2 separate regions of the Homo sapiens genome follow, and region 2 is linked to region 1. Evidence: chromatin loops called from intact Hi-C (ENCODE). Cell type or tissue: CD14-positive monocyte. All regions are shown on one strand. Links, peaks and the distances in the headings refer to the core of each region. The heading gives the core; the rest is flanking DNA.

What was found. Peaks named below come from ENCODE experiments on the same cell type or tissue, not always from the same donor. Only the 100,000 strongest peaks of a DNase experiment are listed, where the experiment ranks them.
Region 2: it touches region 1 in a loop (2.4-fold over the local background); 16 of 110 quality-filtered maps call a loop at or near these places.

The regions. Positions count from the first base shown.
Region 1 is chr2:24,371,267-24,379,837 of GRCh38, reverse strand. No RefSeq gene overlaps it. Among named protein-coding and RNA genes, the nearest start is that of ITSN2, 15 kb to the right of the region's middle. In CD14-positive monocyte, for the core only: no CTCF peak of the experiment used is centred there; no DNase peak of the experiment used is centred there.
Region 2 is chr2:24,324,695-24,333,265 of GRCh38, reverse strand. ITSN2 (intersectin 2) reads left to right here. Exons shown (of 40, transcript NM_006277.3): 2 at 5,151-5,214. The coding sequence starts at 5,184. It also overlaps the pseudogene HMGN2P20. Among named protein-coding and RNA genes, the nearest start is that of ITSN2, 32 kb to the left of the region's middle. RefSeq lists an enhancer at 3,303-3,372. In CD14-positive monocyte, for the core only: no CTCF peak of the experiment used is centred there; a DNase peak (open chromatin) is centred at 3,405; H3K4me3 peaks cover 1,596 bases; H3K27ac peaks cover 1,663 bases.

The DNA.
Region 1 (8,571 bases), core at 3,849-6,348:
TCTAACTAAAAATACAAAAAATTAGCCGGGCGTGGTGGCAGGCGCCTGTAGTCCCAGCTACTCAGAGAGGCTGAGGCAGGAGAATGGCGTGAACCCGGGAGGCGGAGCTTGCAGTGAACCGAGATCGTGCCACTGCACTCCAGCCTGGGTGACAAAGCAAGACTCCGTCTCGGAAAAAAAAAAAAAAAAAAAAAACTGATGGAAAGGCAGAATCAGGAGTTTAACTGGGATCTGACTATAGAATCTTACTAAAATTATTCCTACCATTTTAAAGTAATATACTTTAAACTGAAATGCATCATAACACATTCTTTGTAACCTATTGTTTCCAAATAATATGTCATGAACAATCTCATAATCTTCAAAGTCATCTTTTTGAAATAATGATTTTTAGGCCTGGCGCAGTGGCTCACGCCTATAATCCCAGCACTTTGGGAGGCCAAGGTGGGCAGATTACCTGAGGTCGGGAGTTCGAGACCAGCCTGACCAACATGGAGAAACCCTGTCTCTACCAAAAATACGAAATTAGCTGGGCATGGTGGCGCATGCCTGTAATCCAAGCTACTCGGGAGGCTGAGGTAGGAGAATCACTTGAATCCGGGAGGCAGAGGTTGTGGTGAGCCAAGATCGCGCCATTGCACTCCAGCCTGGGCAACAAGAGCAAAACTCTGTCTCAAAAATAAAAATAAAAATAAAAATAAATAAATAAAATAATGATTTTTATACTTTTAGAAAAAGATAGCAGCTTAAGAAGACATGGTTGATTCCTCTCCCTCCCAATTCAAAAAAAATGAAAAGACTAAAGATGAAAAGCAAGGAAAACTTTTCATCAGCACTGAAAATAGAGAAGAGAGGTATGCAAATATTAGACATTTTGAGGAATCTTGCTAGACTTAGGGCAGATGGCATCCGATTAAAGAATACACAGATAGGGACGGGTGTGGTGGCTCACGCCTGTAATCCCAGCACTTTGGGAGGCCGAGGAGGGTGGATCACCTGAGGTGAGGAGTTTGAGACCAGCTTGGCCAACATGGTAAAACCCTGTCTCTACTAAAAATACAAAAAAATTAGCCAGGCGTGGTGGCGGGCGCCTGTGATCCCAGCTACTCAGGAGGCTGAGACAGGAGAATCACTTGAACCTGGGAGGCGGAGGTTGCAGTGAGCTGAGATCACACCACTGCACTCTAGCCACCAAGTGTGAAACTGCCTAAAAAAAAGAATACACAGATAGGCTGGGCACAATGGCTCACGCATGTAATCCCAGCACTTTGGGAGGCTGAGGCGAGTGGATCACCTGAGGTCAGGAGTTCGAGACCAGCCTGACCAACATGGTGAAACCCCGACTCTACTAAAAAAAAAAAAAAAAACCAGGCGTGGTGGCCGGCACTTGTAATCCCAGCTACTTGGGAGGCTGAGGCAGGAGAATTGCTTGAACCCAGGAGGCAGAGGTTGCAGTGAGCCAAGATTGCACCATTGCACTCCAGCCTGGGCAACAAGAGCAAAACTCTGTCTCAAAAAAAAAAAAAAAGAATCCACAGACAGAGTCGTCAGATTTGGCATATAAAAATATAGAACACCCAACTAAACTTCAATTCAGATAATTTTTATAGTAACAATTATTTATACTATTGTTCCATGCAACATTTGCTGTTAATCTTAAACTGAAATTAAACTGGGCACTTCTACTCCAGAGGCATTCATAGCTTCCCCAAAGGAACTGCAAGACCTGGAAGGAATGAGAGAAGGAAGAAAGGAAGGAAGGAAAAGAGGAGGGAGGGAGATGCTGTAGCTCAGGTTTGGAGGGATGAGCCTGGGATTGGAGGAGGAAAGGGAGGCTGATTACAAAGCTGAATCTGGATTTCCAATTAGTTGCTGAGGATCCTGTGGGTTGTAGTGGCCCTAAGCTCCAGGGATGTCAAGTGATACTGGGGTTTGTTTGTTTGTTTGTTTTGAGACAGAGTCTTGCTCTGTCACTCAGGCTGGAGTGCAGTGGCTTGATCTTGGCTCACTGCAACCTCTGCCTCCTGGGTTCAAGCAATTCTCTGACTCAGCCTCCCGAGTAGCCGGGACTACAGGCGCACATCACCATGCCCAGCTTTCTTTTTTCTTTTTTTTTTTTTTTTTGTATTTTTAGTAGAGACGGGGTCTTGCCATGTTGGCCAGGCTGGTCTTGAACTCCTGACCACAAGTGATCCGCCCACCTCAGCCTACCAAAAAGCTGGGATTATAGGCATGAGCCACTGCACCTGGCCAATGTCAGGTGATATTAAGCTGCAGACAGTCTAGAGTGGAAAAATGAGCCCTCTAGAACACAATTTGGCTATATATCAAAATATATAAAACATGAATATACTTTGACCTAGCAAGATCTTGTATAGGAATTTATTCTGCAAAAGTAATAAATGTGTTATTTAAAGTGTTGTGTATAATAAAAAATGGATACAACTTAATGGTTAATAAGAGAAGAATGTTTAAGTTATGGTACATACATATTGAGGAATACTATGCAGTCATTAAGAATTATTTCATAGGCTGGGTGCAGTGGCTCATATCTGTAATCCCAGTACTTTGGGAGGCTGAGGTGGGCAGATCATTTCAGCTCAGGAGTTGAAGATCAACCTGGCCAACATGGCGAAACCCTGTCTCTACTAAAAGTACAAAAAAATTAGCTTGGTGTGGTGGCGGGCGCCTGCAATCCCGGCTTCTTGGGAGACTAAGGCACAAGAATCACTTGAACCCGGGAGGCAGAGGTTGCAGTGAGCTGAGATCAAGCCACTGCACTCCAGCTTGGGTGATGGAGTGAGACTCTGTCTAAAAAAAAAAAAAATCATAGATTATTTATTTTTATTGACATAGAAAAATTTTCATTTTCTATGTAAGTAAAAAAAAGGCAAGCTACAAAACTGCATTATGGTAAGATTCCGTTTGTGTAAGAATATATGTATATTTAAATATATATGCATTTGTACACATACAAAAATATCTGAAAGGGTATATACCAAAATGTTTTTTGTTGTTGTTGTTGTTGTTGTTGTTTTTGAGATGGAGTCTTGCTCTGTTGCCAGGCCGCATGATCTCACCTCACTGCAATCTCTGCCTCCTGGGTTCAAGCGATTCTCCTGCCTCAGCCTCCCGAGCAGCTGGGACTACAGGCGCCCACCACCACACCCAGCTAATTTTTGTATTTTTAGTAGAGACAGGTTTTCACCATGTTGGCCAGGGATGGTCTCGATCTCCTGACCTCGTGATCCGCCTGCCTCATACTCCCAAAGTGCTGGGATTACAGGCGTGAGGCACATGCCCACCCACACCAAAAGGTTAACAATGGTTTTCTCTAAGTAATAAAAATATATATGGTTATTTTTTCTTTTTACTTATAACCATTTTATAATTTTTCTTAAAAATATATATTACCTGAGTAAATTTTTTTTTTTTTTTTTTTTTTGAGACAGAGTCTCACTCCATCAGGCAGGCTGGAGTGCAGTGGCGTGATCTCGGCTTATTGCAACCACCACCTCCCAGGTTCGAGCGATTCTCATGCTTCAGCCTCCTAAGTAGCTGGGACTACAGGCATGCGCCACCATGCCTGGCTAATTTTTGTATTTTTAGTAGAGACAGGGTTTACCCATGTTGGCTAGGCTGGTCTTGAACTCCTGGGCTCAAGTGATCCGCCCTCCTCAGCCTCCCAAAGTGCTGGAATTACAGACATGAGCCACTGTGCCCAGCCTACCTGAGTAAATTTTTTTAGGTTAAAAAAACTTTGGTGATCATATGCTTTGATTAGTTATAAAATAAGATTGCAATTATAAAATGGGCCTTACTATTAAGGATGTCTAGTTCAGATAAATGAACACTGAGCTTCTACTGGGGACAGGCCATGTGCAGCAAGCTGGGAAGAGATAAATTGCACACACCCTGTCCTCCAAGAGTCTAAAGGACGCATTCCTTGCTGATGTTCCTTGGCTCTCGGCCTTGCTGGCTTCAAAACCCCATTTTGTCAGCCCACTTGAGATCATCTCTCATGTTAACCAAACTCATAGAGCCCGGTGAACAAACAGGGACAATGTGTTAATTGGTACTGAGAATTATCACAGTCACACAGGCCAGAGTAGTACTCTTTTGTGTGTGTGTGTGTGTGTGTGTGTGTGTGTGAGATGGAGTCTCACTCTGTCGCCCAGACTGGAGTGCAGTGGCGCGATGTCGGCTCACTGCAAGCTCTGCCTCCCAGGTTCACACCATTCTCCTGCCTCAGCCTCCCAAGTAGCCAGAGTAGTACTCTTAGCATGACCAGCATACGCTTTCCCTGTGAGGTGACCTACACAGGGAACCAACTTATAATTAGGATGTGGCTTGCTCACCCTGGAATCATACCAGTGGCAGGTAGTCACTTAAAAGCTTAATGGAACCCAGCTAAAATAAACAGGTAGTATCCCTTCAATAAACATAGTCTTGCCAGTGGAACCATAAATACCACAGTTTGAGATTTTCTCTTCCCTGGAAAGTGGCTGGATGGTATAAGGATGTAGAAAAAAATCACGCTGGGCGCAGTGGCTCATGCCTGTAATCCCAGCATTTTGGGAGGCCGAGGCAGGCGAATCACCTGATGTCAGGAGTTCGAGACCAGCCTGGTCAACTTGGCAAAACCCCATCTCTACTAAAAAAGACAAAAATTAGCCGAGTGTGGTAGTGGGCGCCTGTAATCCCAGTTACTCAAGAGGCTGAGGCAGAGAATCGCTTGAACCCGGGAGGCAGAGGCTGCAGTGAGCCAAGATCGTGCCACTGCACTCCAGCCTGGGCAACACAGTGAGACATCGTCTCAAAAAAGAGGATATAGAAAAAAATTGGCCGGGTGCGGTAGCTCATGCCTGTAGTCTCAGCACTTTGGGAGGCCAAAGTGGGTGGATCACAAGGTCAGGAGTTTGAGACCAGCCTGCCCAATATGGTGAAATCCCTTCTCTACTAAAAAAATACACACACACACACACACACACACACACACACACACACACACACACACACACAAAAGTACCCGGGTGTGGTGGCAGGTGCCTGTAGTCCCAGCTACTCAGGAGGCTGAGGCAGGAGAATCGCTTGAACTCGGGAGGCAGAGGTTGCAGTGAGCTGAGATCGCGCCACTGCACTCCAGCCTGGGCGACAGAGCAACACTCTGTCTCAAATAAATAAATAAATAAACAAACTCATTTTTTTCCTACTGTAATAACACAGAATACTTCTGTGACCCCAGATGTGTAGGGAGTTTTCCCATGCACACCAAGCAATTAATTCTGCAGCTGGTTCCCCTGCAGACACCAGCTGTGTGTTTTCTAATTCAATTCAATTCTTACACTGTTTACCTGGAGACCGAATCAGATCCCACAGGTTGAGGTCAGTCTCGTAGGGCTTCCTCCCACTCACATGCCAGTCACAAGTTCAAGCCTCTGGAACTTCTGAACAACTGGCTGTAATGGAGTTGTCACGAACTCTTCTCAGGTTCTAATAATTTGCCAGAGCAGCTCACAGAACTCAGGGAAACTCTTTACTTATGTTTACCCATTTATTATAAAGGATATTACAAAGGATACAGATGGCAGCCAGATGGAAGAGATGCAAAGGGCAAAGGGGGCACAGAGCTTCCATGCCCTCTCTGGACATGCCACTCTCCAGGAACTTCTATCTGTGCAGCTATCTGGAAGCTCCCCAAACTCAGTCTCTTTAGGTTTTTATGGAGGCTTCATTACATAGGCTTAATTGATTAAATCATTGGCCATTGGTGATCAGATCAGTCTTCAGCCCCACTCATGTCCTCCAACGCTAGGGGATGGGGCCAAAAGTCCTATTCCTCTAATCATGCCTTGGTCTTTTAGGTGACCAGGGCCCATCCTGAAAGTACCTACCTAAGGGCTGTCAGCCACCAGTCATCTCATTAGCATACGAAAGACAGTCCTATCACTCCAGAGATTCCAAGGGTTTTAGGAGCTGCACGTCAGGAAACTGGGACAAAGACCAGAATATATATTTCACCATATCACAAATGTGCACTGCCAAAATTTAGTATTTTTTGATTTTGTAAAGACAAGGTCTCACTCTGTTGCCCAGGCTGGAGTGCAGCAGTAGAATCACAGCTCCCTGTAACCTTGAACTCAAAACTCCTGGGCTCAAGTGATGCTCCCACCTCAGCCTCCCAAGTAGCTGGGACTATAGGTGCATGCCACCATGCTCAGCTATTTATTTATTTATTTATTTATTTTCATAGAGATGATGTCTCACTGTGTTGCCCATGGCTGGTCTAGAACTCCTGGCCTCAAGGGATCCTCCCACTTCGGTCTCCCAAAGTGCTGGGAGAATCTTAGAGATTCTCCTTTTATAACAACTGCCCAGGCTAACAAACCTGCTTCCTTCAGATTGCACTCTTAATACATACAGTCACAGTTTGCTCTGATCTGGAGCCATTCCATTTCTTTTTTTTTTTCTTCTTTTTTTTTTGTTTTTTTGAGACGGAGTCTTGCTCTGTCGCCCAGGCTGGAGTGCAATGGCATGATCACGGCTCACTGCAACCTCTGCCTCCCGGGTTCAAGCGATATTCCTGCCTCAGCCTCCCAAGTAGCTGGGATTACAAGCGCCCACCACCGCGCCCGGCTAATTTTTGTATTTTTAGTAGAGATGGGGTTTTGTCATGTTGGCCAGGCTGATTTCTAACTCCTGACCTCAGGTGATCCACCCGCCTCAGCCTCCCAAAGTGTTGGGATTACAGTCATGAGCCACTGCCCCCGGCCCATTCTGTTTCTTTAAAGTAATTTTTGTCTATTTTTTCTCTGCAATTTTTTATTTGGGTAGTTTAACACTGATCATGATCTTATTTTCTTAATTTCCCATCCTAAAAGGGATTTTTTTTCTTTTTTTTTTTTTTTTCGGAGACAGAGTCTCACTCTGTCACCCGGGCTTGAGCACTGTGGTGAGATCTCAGCTCTCTGCAACCTCTGCCTCCCAGGCTGAAGCCATCCTCCTCCCTCAGCCTTCGGAGTAGCTGGGACTGCAGGAATGTGCCACCATGCCAGGCTAATTTTTGTATTGTTTGTAGAGATGAAATTTCACCATGTTGCCTAGGCTGGTCTTGAACTCCTAAGCTCAAGTGATCTACTCAGGTTGGCCTCCCAAAGTGCTGGGATTACAAGGCATGAGCCACCATGTCCAGTGCAACAAACTTACATATTAAATGCAGTTTTTTAAAATTAGGGAAAAAAAAATCCAAGTCAGGAATAGGGGGTGGGATAATAAAATCTGGTGGGAATTTGGTGAAGAAGTTGAGAACAACCACATAAGGCCTTCAGGAACTGCTTACTTGCTTCTCAGTCAGGATCAAGCTTGGGCAAAATTCTCATCACAAGTATAAAACTAAGCTCCTATCATATAAATTGGAAGATACCTGGCACAGCTCTCTCCCTTGAGATGGTCACAAAGTAGTTGACACTTGGCTGTAGCTTTCTCGGTTGCCGCCTTACCCACCTAGAGTTTCCATGATAGGAACCCAAGTCTACACAGTCTACTCTACATCCTGGGTTCTAATGAACACCCAAAAAGGGTGCTGCAAAAGGGGCACCCAAAAAAGCAAAGTAAGCACATTCTCCTGGGCCTGGCCAAGCAAGGGCAGGCCTAGAGCATACCTGTCTGCACATTTGCATACACACACACACACACATAGTTATTTAGAAATAATTCCACATTTTTATAAAAAATGTGTTGAGGGCCGGGCGCGGTGGCTCACGCCCGTAATCCCAACACTTTGGGAGGCCAAGGCTGATGGATCACGAGGTCAGGAGATTGAGACCATCCTGGCTAACACGGTGAAACCCCGTCTCTACTAAAATTACAAAAAATTAGCTGGGTGTGGTGGCAGGTGCCTGTAGTCCCAGCTACTTGGGAGGCTGAGGCAGGAGAATGGCTTGAACCCGAGAGGTGGAGCTTGCAGTGAGCTGACATGTGCCACTGCACTTCAGCCTGGGCGACAGAGCAAGACTCTGTCTCAAAAAAAAACAAAAACAAAAAACAATGTGTTGAACTGGGCGCAGTGGCTCACATCTGTAATCCCAGCACTTTGGGAGCCCGAGGCGGGCGGATCACAAGGTCAAGAGATCGAGGCCATCCTGGCCAACATGGTGAAACCCTGTCTCTACTAAAAATACAAAAATTAGCTGGGCGTGGTGGCACATGCCTGTAGTCCTAGCTACTCAGGAGGCTGAGGCAGGAGAATCACTCGAACCTGGGAGGGAGAGGTTGCAGTGAGCCAAGACTGCGCCACTGCATTCCAGCCTGGTGACAGAGTGAGACTCTATCTCAAAAAAAAAAAAAAAAAAGTGTTGAAATAGTTATCAAGCAATTTTTTTGTTTTTGTTTTTGGGTTTTGAGACAACGTCTTGCTCTGTTGCCCAGGCTGGAGTTCAGTGACATGATCCTGACCCATTGCAACCTTGAATTTCTGGGCTCAAGCCATCCTCCTGCCTCAGCCTCCCAAGTAGCTGGGACTACAGACACACATCACTACACCTGGCTAAGTTATTTCATGTTTTTCTTTTT
Region 2 (8,571 bases), core at 2,266-4,765, 45 kb after region 1:
GACAAATGTGCTAACAGTAAGTTCTCCTGCTGTTTGTAGGAACCTGTGACGCATTATCTCCATTTAAGAGAGGAAGAGGCAGATAAAGCCCATGGGAAGTTCATGGGCTTAAGAATTAGACAGGCTTGGGATTGCATTCTGGCTTCATGACATACTGAATTTGGGCAAGTAATTTAACCTCTTCAGTTTCTTCTGTGAAATGAGTACAGTATCATCTGCCTTGTGGGGATATTGTGAGAGGAGTATCCATATTATCAAAGGTGCCTAGCAGTATCTGGCACCTGGTAGATAAGTCTACAAGCTTGTCAGTGTCTGAAGCTCCTTCTGCAGAACCTGAAACATTGGATTCTCAATGAATACTCAGCATGACACAGTACATCTACTGTGATCAACAGAAGTGTATTGAATTAATGGTAAACAGTAAATGTTAATTTATTAATTGCTTTTTGAAAAATGTAAAACAAAGTTTTTGGTATCTGTTGCATTTTCAAAATTTCAATTATAATTGTTAAGTACTACTCTGCAAATAGACTAGTAGAATTGTTAAGCATTAGGTAATTATTCCACAGTGGGGCAGAGAGAATAGAAATGTAATAGATATGAAATGATATGTTTTAAAAGCTTATTGGTTCCAACAAAATATACTCCCATATTTAGATGTTACCACAGTTAATCAGATGTTACATACAATATAAATGTTACATATAATATGGTACCTATGTGCATGGGTGGCTAAATTCCACATACCAGATGATAAAGATTCTGTAATACTAGTACCTTCAGCTTTACCCAAGGGATTTGCCCTTATTGCCAGTAATATTATTAATATTTAGTTCATTCTCAGGTTTTATTTCAGAATTATGCCTGTGATTACTGAGCATCTACTATTTGGCATTCTTTTTTTTTTTCCCAAGCCAAACTGTATCCAGCTTTATTAAAGATACTTTCCGTAAACAATCATGGTATTTCAGGCAGGACATGGGCAGACAATCATTGAGTATACAACAATTTTCCTTTTTTTTTGAGACGGAGTTTTGCCCTTGTTGCCCATGCTGGAGTGCAATGGCCTGATCTTGGCTCACTGCAACCTCCACCTCCTGGGTTCAAGCGATTCTCCTGCCGCAGCCACCCAAGTAGCTGGGATTACAGGCATGTGCCCCACGCCTGGCTAATTTTGTATTTTTAGTAGAGATGGGGTTTCACCATGTTGGTCAGGCTGGTCTTGAACTCCTGACTTCAGGTGATCTGCCTGCCTTGGCCTCCCAAAGTGCTGGGATTACAGGCATGAACCACTGCGCCTGGCCACAACAACTTTCAAACTCCCTTCTTGAAAGCCACTCTAAAACCCAATGAAGTCTTCATCTGATGCTGTGAACAGGGAAAGTTTAGAGTGAGGGTTGACATTTCACATTTAGCATATTGTTTAACAACTTTTCCCAGCCGACCCTGACTTTCAGGAAGTGAAATGAAAATGGCAGAATTTATCTGAAGAACCACTGCTCTTTTGACAGGTGCCGTCTCAGTGGCATCACTGGAAAGTCCAGATTGCCTGACACACTGGTAACTAATGATTGGGGGGTCAGGTCTCAACAGATGTCTGGGTTTAAGGGAGTTAAGTCTCTGCTGAAGGACGGAAAGGGAGAAGAGGACATAAAAACAAATTTGTTTTCCATACCACAAGGCTTTTGTGCCAAGGTGGCCATGTGTGTTAAAGTCAGGGAATCCCTCCTCCTGGGAGCCAAGAGGAACTCTCTCAAAACTAGAAGGGAAAGGTGTTTCCTCCACATTAGTCCAGCTTCGGAGACATTCTATTAGTGACATATGGCCCTTCCCCCAAAAACAACAATGAAGTGTTCTGTGTGCTAACAACATAGCTTAAAAAAAAAAAAAGTAGGCTGGGCACAGTGGCTCATGCCTGTAATCCCAGCACTTTGGGAGGCTGAGGCAGGTGGATCACCTGAGGTCAGGAGTTCAAGACCAGCCTGGCTAACATAGTGAAACCCCATTTCTACTAAAAATACAAAAAATTAGCCGGGCGTGATGATGCGCAACTGTAATCCCAGCTACTTGGGAAGCTGAGGCAGGAGAATTGCTTGAACCTGGGAGGCGGAGGTTGCAGTCAGCCAAGATCGCGCCATTGCATTCCAGCTTGAGCAACAAGAGCGAAACTCTGCCTTAAAAAAAAAAAAAAAAAAAAGTGGCCGGGTGCAGTGGCTCATGCCTATAATCTCAGCACTTTGGGAGGCTGAGGCAGGTGGATCACCTGAGGTCAGGAGTTCGAGACAAGCCTGACCAACATGGTGAAACGCCATCTCTGCTAAAAATACAAAAATTAGCCAGGTGTGGTGGCGCCTGCCTGTAATCCCAGCTACTCAGGAGGCTGAGGCAGGAGAATCGCGTGAACCCACGAGGTGGAGGTTGCAGTGAGCCAAGATCACGCCACTGCACTCCAGCCTGGGCGATAGAGCGAGAATTCATCTAAAAAAAAAAAAAAGTAAAATGAAATTCTGCATTTTTTATAAAACTTGATAAAAAATAGTATTTCAAACTACTGTCACCAGAAGTACACAGTTATAAAAAATACACACACTTCACTTGGCATCTCCAGCACTTTCAGCTTTCTGTGCCCCGTCTGTTTTAGCATCTCCATTTTCTGCAAGGTTATTCCCCTCCTTGCCAGCATAAGCTTTTCCCTTTTTCCCTTTGGGTACCTTCTCTCCCTTCTTTGCAGGGGCCTTTTCAGGCTTGGGCTCTGGCGTTGGAGGAGCAGGTTTAGCAGACAACCTCATGGGTCTTCTCTGTGGTTCGTTCTTCACCTTGGCTTTATCTCCTTTAGCATCCCCTTCACCCTTTCTCTTGGGCATGGTGGTGGCAACGGTGGCAGGAGGTAAGCACTTGGCACAGGATGCAGTGGCATGCAGGCTTTGGTCAGTCCGGGGTTCGTTCTCGCGTCTTCTTCTTCACGTTGCTCTCTATTTGGCATTCTTTTGTATTCACAGAATACGTGATGACGAACAAATGGTTCTAGACAGATGATTTGTAAGTTTTAGACCTAGATCCCAACTGATTAAGGCCTTGTGTCCATGGGATCCCATTCCTCGTTGGTTTTTCTGTTGTTAGAGCCATCTTTATAATTCACATGCTATTATGCAGAGTTAGAAAATGCATTATTTGCAATAGTGGGTTTTCTCCCATGTTTTAAAATGGTCTCAGCCACAGAAAACTAATGAATAAGGGCCCTTGCTACTGCATATCTGTTAAGTAGATAGTTTGTTTTTAGCCATGTAGCTTATTTTGGGTTAACATTACTTATGATTTAAAATTGAAGAAGTAAAAATGTTATATTTGTTTGCAGTATTTCTGTATTTGAGGAAGTTGCAGTCATAACTTGATTGATGGGACTTCCTTCTGTGTTCATTTTTTAAGCTAGCTATAAAATGGTGAGAAACGTTGACCACGATGTATGTACTACTTAATGCCTTCTTTGTTTAAAATGGCTGTGCAAATATTTTTCTTAGGCTTCTAAAAATATTAATATTTAAATGATTTGGGTAAATAGATGAGATACGGCATGATCTTTTAATATAGTAGTGTTTTCCTGCAATATTATGATCCATGGTTTTAATTACTAAGTGCATTGCTATAAATTTGCTAGGCCTTCACTTCCTAACTGGTCCTACTCTCAAAATTCATGGAACGGGCAGGACACAGTGGCCTGTAATCCCAGCACTTTGGGTGGCTGAGGGAAGCAAATCACTTGAGCTCAGGAGTTCAAGACTAGCCTGGCCAACATGGTAAAACCTCGTCTCTACTAAAACAAACAAACAAACAAACAAAAATTAGCCGGGCATGGTGATGTGCGCCTGTAGACCCAGCTACTCAGGAGGCTGAGGCTGGAGAATCGCTTGAACCCGGGAGGTGAGGTTGCAGTGAGCCAAGACTGCGCCACTGCACTCCAGCCTGGGCGACAGAGCGAGACTCCGTCTCAAGAAAACAAAACAAACAAAAAAAAAAACAGACCCACAAAAAGATTCATGGAACAATTTTTGAATTTATTGACAGCTGAATAATGAATTCAGGGTTCAAAATGATACTGCACTCTCCTTTTCTGGTTGTTTGCAAAATAGCAGCCATTTGTTGAACACCCTATGTGGCAGGCAGTTTACTGGATTATGTTTAACACTTTAAAAAATACTTCTGCAAAGTATTTTTTATAGATGAGTAATCTGAGTCTCAAAAAAGGTTAAATAACTTTTCCATGGTCACAGCTGGGAGAATAGCAGAGCTGGGTTTGAACCCAGAGCTGTGAATTTCCAAAGTCCCTTCTCTTAGAGTGCTTGCCCAGCACATTTAGTTATGTTATATATGTATTTTAATAATTTTGTGTGTTTTAATAATTACTTTTAGACTATTTTATAAACCCCTTGAGCTCATTTAAACAGCTGCGCTACATTTATTTTGAATATTTTTCTTGTTTGGGAGTTTTTAAAAAATGATACTATGGGCTGGGTGCAGTGGCTAACGCCTGTAATCTCAGCACTTTGGGAGGCTGACGTGGGCAGGTCACTTGAGGCCAGGAATTTGAGACCATTCTGGTCAACATGGCAAAACCCTGTCCCTACTAAAAACACAAAAATTAGCCAGGTGTGGTGGAGCATTCCTGTAGTCCCAGCTACTCAGGTGGCCAAGGTATGAGAATTGCTTGAACCCAGGAGGCAGAGGTTGCAGTGAGCTGAGATTGCACCACTGCACTCCAGCCTGGGTGACAGAGTGAGACTCTATTTAAAAAAAAAAAAAAGTATGGATTTCCATGTTATTCTTATATACTTAATTTATACAGTTGATTTATTTTTTTCTCTTCCAAATTAATTTCTACAAGAATGTTGGTTCATGCCAAGGGTTTCTTTATTCAGTATCTACTATTAAATATGTGACTGTTTTTCTGTATTAAGGCAGCACGATTACCCAACAAAATCTCTTACCCTTCCTCAAATGTAAATTCTGCCTGTTCAGCAGCAGCAGAAGCTCTGCATTGTTTTCTGTTGGAAGTGTGAGCTGAAGGGGACAGACATTCCTACTGCTTAGCGGGTGCACTAAACTGTGATTTGCCCTTGTTGTATTATCAACGGCACAATATTTTTATGTTGCAGATGGCTGAGAGCTAGCAAGGAAAACTCAGGACCATGATGGCTCAGTTTCCCACAGCTATGAATGGTAAGCAGCTTTGTGCTTGTGGCAAGATGAGGTTATGGATTTTTTTTTTTTTTGGTAGAGGTTTAAAATATTCATGTAGATAATTTTCCTTAAGTGTATAAATACAAAACTTGAAGTATTCTTGGAAAATATTTTGGAACACTGCATATGTCTTCTGTAAGAATATTATGTTGTAAATCCCATGACTATATTCTGGAACGTGTGTTTGCCATTGAGCAGTTAGGAATAACCAAAAGGTATATTGTGTTTGATGCATAAAACTGGATGACAAATAGCAGAGTGCTATAAGGTGACTATTAAAGGTATTTTGATAACATAACATGATTGTAAACCGATGAAGCCAATAAAGATTAATTTAGTAATATTTATGTAAGATTATGTTTTCCCTTTAGATAAGATTATGTATGCCTGCATACATAATTGTTTAATATCAAACATTTTAAAAGAAAGTGCTGGCCGGGTGTGGTGGCTCATGCCTGTAATTACAGCACTTTGTGAGGCTGAGGAGGGAGATCACTTGAGGTCAGGAGTTCGAGACCAGCCTGGTCAACATGGTGAAACCCAATCTCTACTAAAAATACAAAAACTAGCCGAGTGTGGTCATGGGCACCTGTAATCCCAGCTGCTTGGGAGGTTGAGGCAGGAGAATCACTTGAACTACCCGGGAGGTGGTGGTTGCAGTGTACCGAGATAGGGCCACTACACTCCAGCCTGGGAAAGAGTGAGACTCCATTTAAAAAAAAAAGAAAAAGAAAAAGAAAAAGAAAATGCTTAGGTAATTTGAATAATGAAAAGTTTTTAAAGTTTTGTTCTGATTGTAGCTTTAATTCTTTTCCCAAATACTAATTAACTACCCTTAGTAGGTATTAAGTTACTGTGTTTGTCATTTATAATTAATTGAAAAACATGCATTATATTTTTAAATCGCTAAAGAAATCTAGATTCTGAATTCTTAATTTTATGTTAAATTGTATTAGCTAATTGTAGATAAATATCAGGAAATAGAGAATAAACTCAATAATTCTTTATTATTTAAATTGAAAACAGTAATATTAAAGAGCATTTAAAAAAAGGAGGGAAGAATCACCATTCTACCATCTTCACAAAGCAATTCTGTTTTGATATTACCGTCTAGTGTTAATCAGTTGTTTTTTAAACTTGTTTTCAGACATAGGACCAAATCATTACATTGTTAATAACGAAAATACATGTTGTATATCTAAAGTTTTATGTCTCAGGATTTAGGAAAATCTTGGAGAAGTGAATTATTTGTATAAAAAGTAAAATCAAATTCTGTGTGGTGAGGTCATGTGTCATTTAAGGATAGACTTGAAGTAAAGATTTTGTTGTTTCGTGTTTTACCTTTTCAGAACCTATTATTTAAGGATTAATGTGAGTATTGCTCCTATTGGGAAAATGGTGTGGGATTATAAACATTGATGCCACAGACAATTTTTAATAATTAAATAATTTTTCCATAATGAGTGATACATGTAAGTTTAAAATTAGGGCAGTGATTGTAGTAGTAACATGCTCTACTCAAGTTTGAGGATTTTTATGCCCCATACAAAGGAATTTGCATTAAACAGTTGAATTGTAAACTTCAGCCAACATGTTAATCAGTTTTATAAGCAAAATGAACATAAAGCAGTACAGTCCCGGTCCTTCTTTATTCTGCTTCTTCCATTCCATAAACATTTATATATCTACTTTGCAGTTCATTGCATTATATATAAAATATAACATTGAGAACAAATGGACTATTCAATAACAAAAGAATGATTATGTGAATAATCATCTAAAATGTTGGAAAATGCATTTAGAAGTGCTATATAGGCATACAGATAGTAATTTTTTTTAAACTTCTGAAGAATTAATTGCATATGTAGACTGTGGTACCTTCCTACTTAGAAGATTGACGATAACTTAGACATATCTAATTTAAGTTCAATTCAGGGTTTAAGATGTTACTGAGAGCAGCATTCATGTATAGTACAAAACTTTGCTCCTCTAGTAATCCTGACATAGATTGTTAAATTGTTTTGATGCCCATTGCTATTGGGACTTGTCTGTAAGTATGCCTGTGTGTGAATGTGTATGTGTGTGTGTATGTGTGTGTGTGTATGTATATACGTGTGTGTGTAAAAACCGAGATGAGACTACTTACTGAATGAGATCTAGCCTATAGTAGATGTTCTGTAAATGTGAAAATTTTTTTCTTCACTGACTATAAGAACTTGTTTGAAAGAGCCAGCAAGTGAGATGAGAATAAGCAACAGAAATGTTTATGAAAATCCCATATTTTCAATATCAGTGATGAGTTAGGGGAAGCGGATAGAATTTTAATGTATTTCTAACACGATTATTACATATTGTAAAAGTTTGTTAGCTTTTTAGGGAAATATTAGACATCAACCCCTAAACTTAGATTTTTCTGCCTCTTCGATAAGGCTTACAGATAAATATAGACTAAGATTGGGAGATTTTTACTTGAAGTTCAAAGTAACAAACTTTTGCCTTTTCAAAGGGTTCTGTTAGTTGATATATTTAAATAAGAAAGCCAGGACTGAATTAACTATTTTAAAATTGGCTTTGAATTACACGTATTGCCCAGTTTTCTTATTGCAGTGTTTTGTTTTTTGAGACAGGGTCTCCACTCTGTTGCCCAGGTTGGAGTGTAGTGGTATGAACACAGCTCACTGCAGCCTCGACTTGCTAGATTCAAGCAATCCTCCTGCCTCTGCTTCCTGAGTAGCTGGGACCACAGGTGTGAGCCACCACACCCAGCTAATTTTTAGATTTTTTGTAGACATGGGGGTCTCACTATCTTGTCCAAGCTGGTCTTGAACTCTTGGGCTCAAGAAGTCCTCCACCTTAGCCTCCCAAAGTGCTTGGATTACAGGCATGAGCCATCACACCTGACCAGTGTTATCTTTTTGTTCCTAGAAAATTCTTGGTGCATTAATACTTTATGTTTTAATATGATTAATTTTTTAAAAGGTTATTTGAACACTACTTAAAAATTATTCCTTGTTAAAATGCCTTAGAACATTTTTATTCTCTTGGTTACATTAATCATGATAATATGTAACCGTGATTGTTGTGTGTGATTTTCTTGGCTGGTAGAGTCTCTTTAAAATATTAGAGTCTGTGAGTTCTTTTAAGGTGTTCATTTTTTTTTTTTTTTTTTTTTTTTTTGAGACAGGGTCTTACTCTGTCAACCCAGCCTGGAGTACAGTGGCATGAACATTGCTCACTGCAATCTCAACCTCCAGGCTCAAGCAATTCCTTCTGCCTCAGCCTCCAGAGTAACTGGGACTACAGACATGTGCCACCAAGACCAGCTACTTAAAAGAA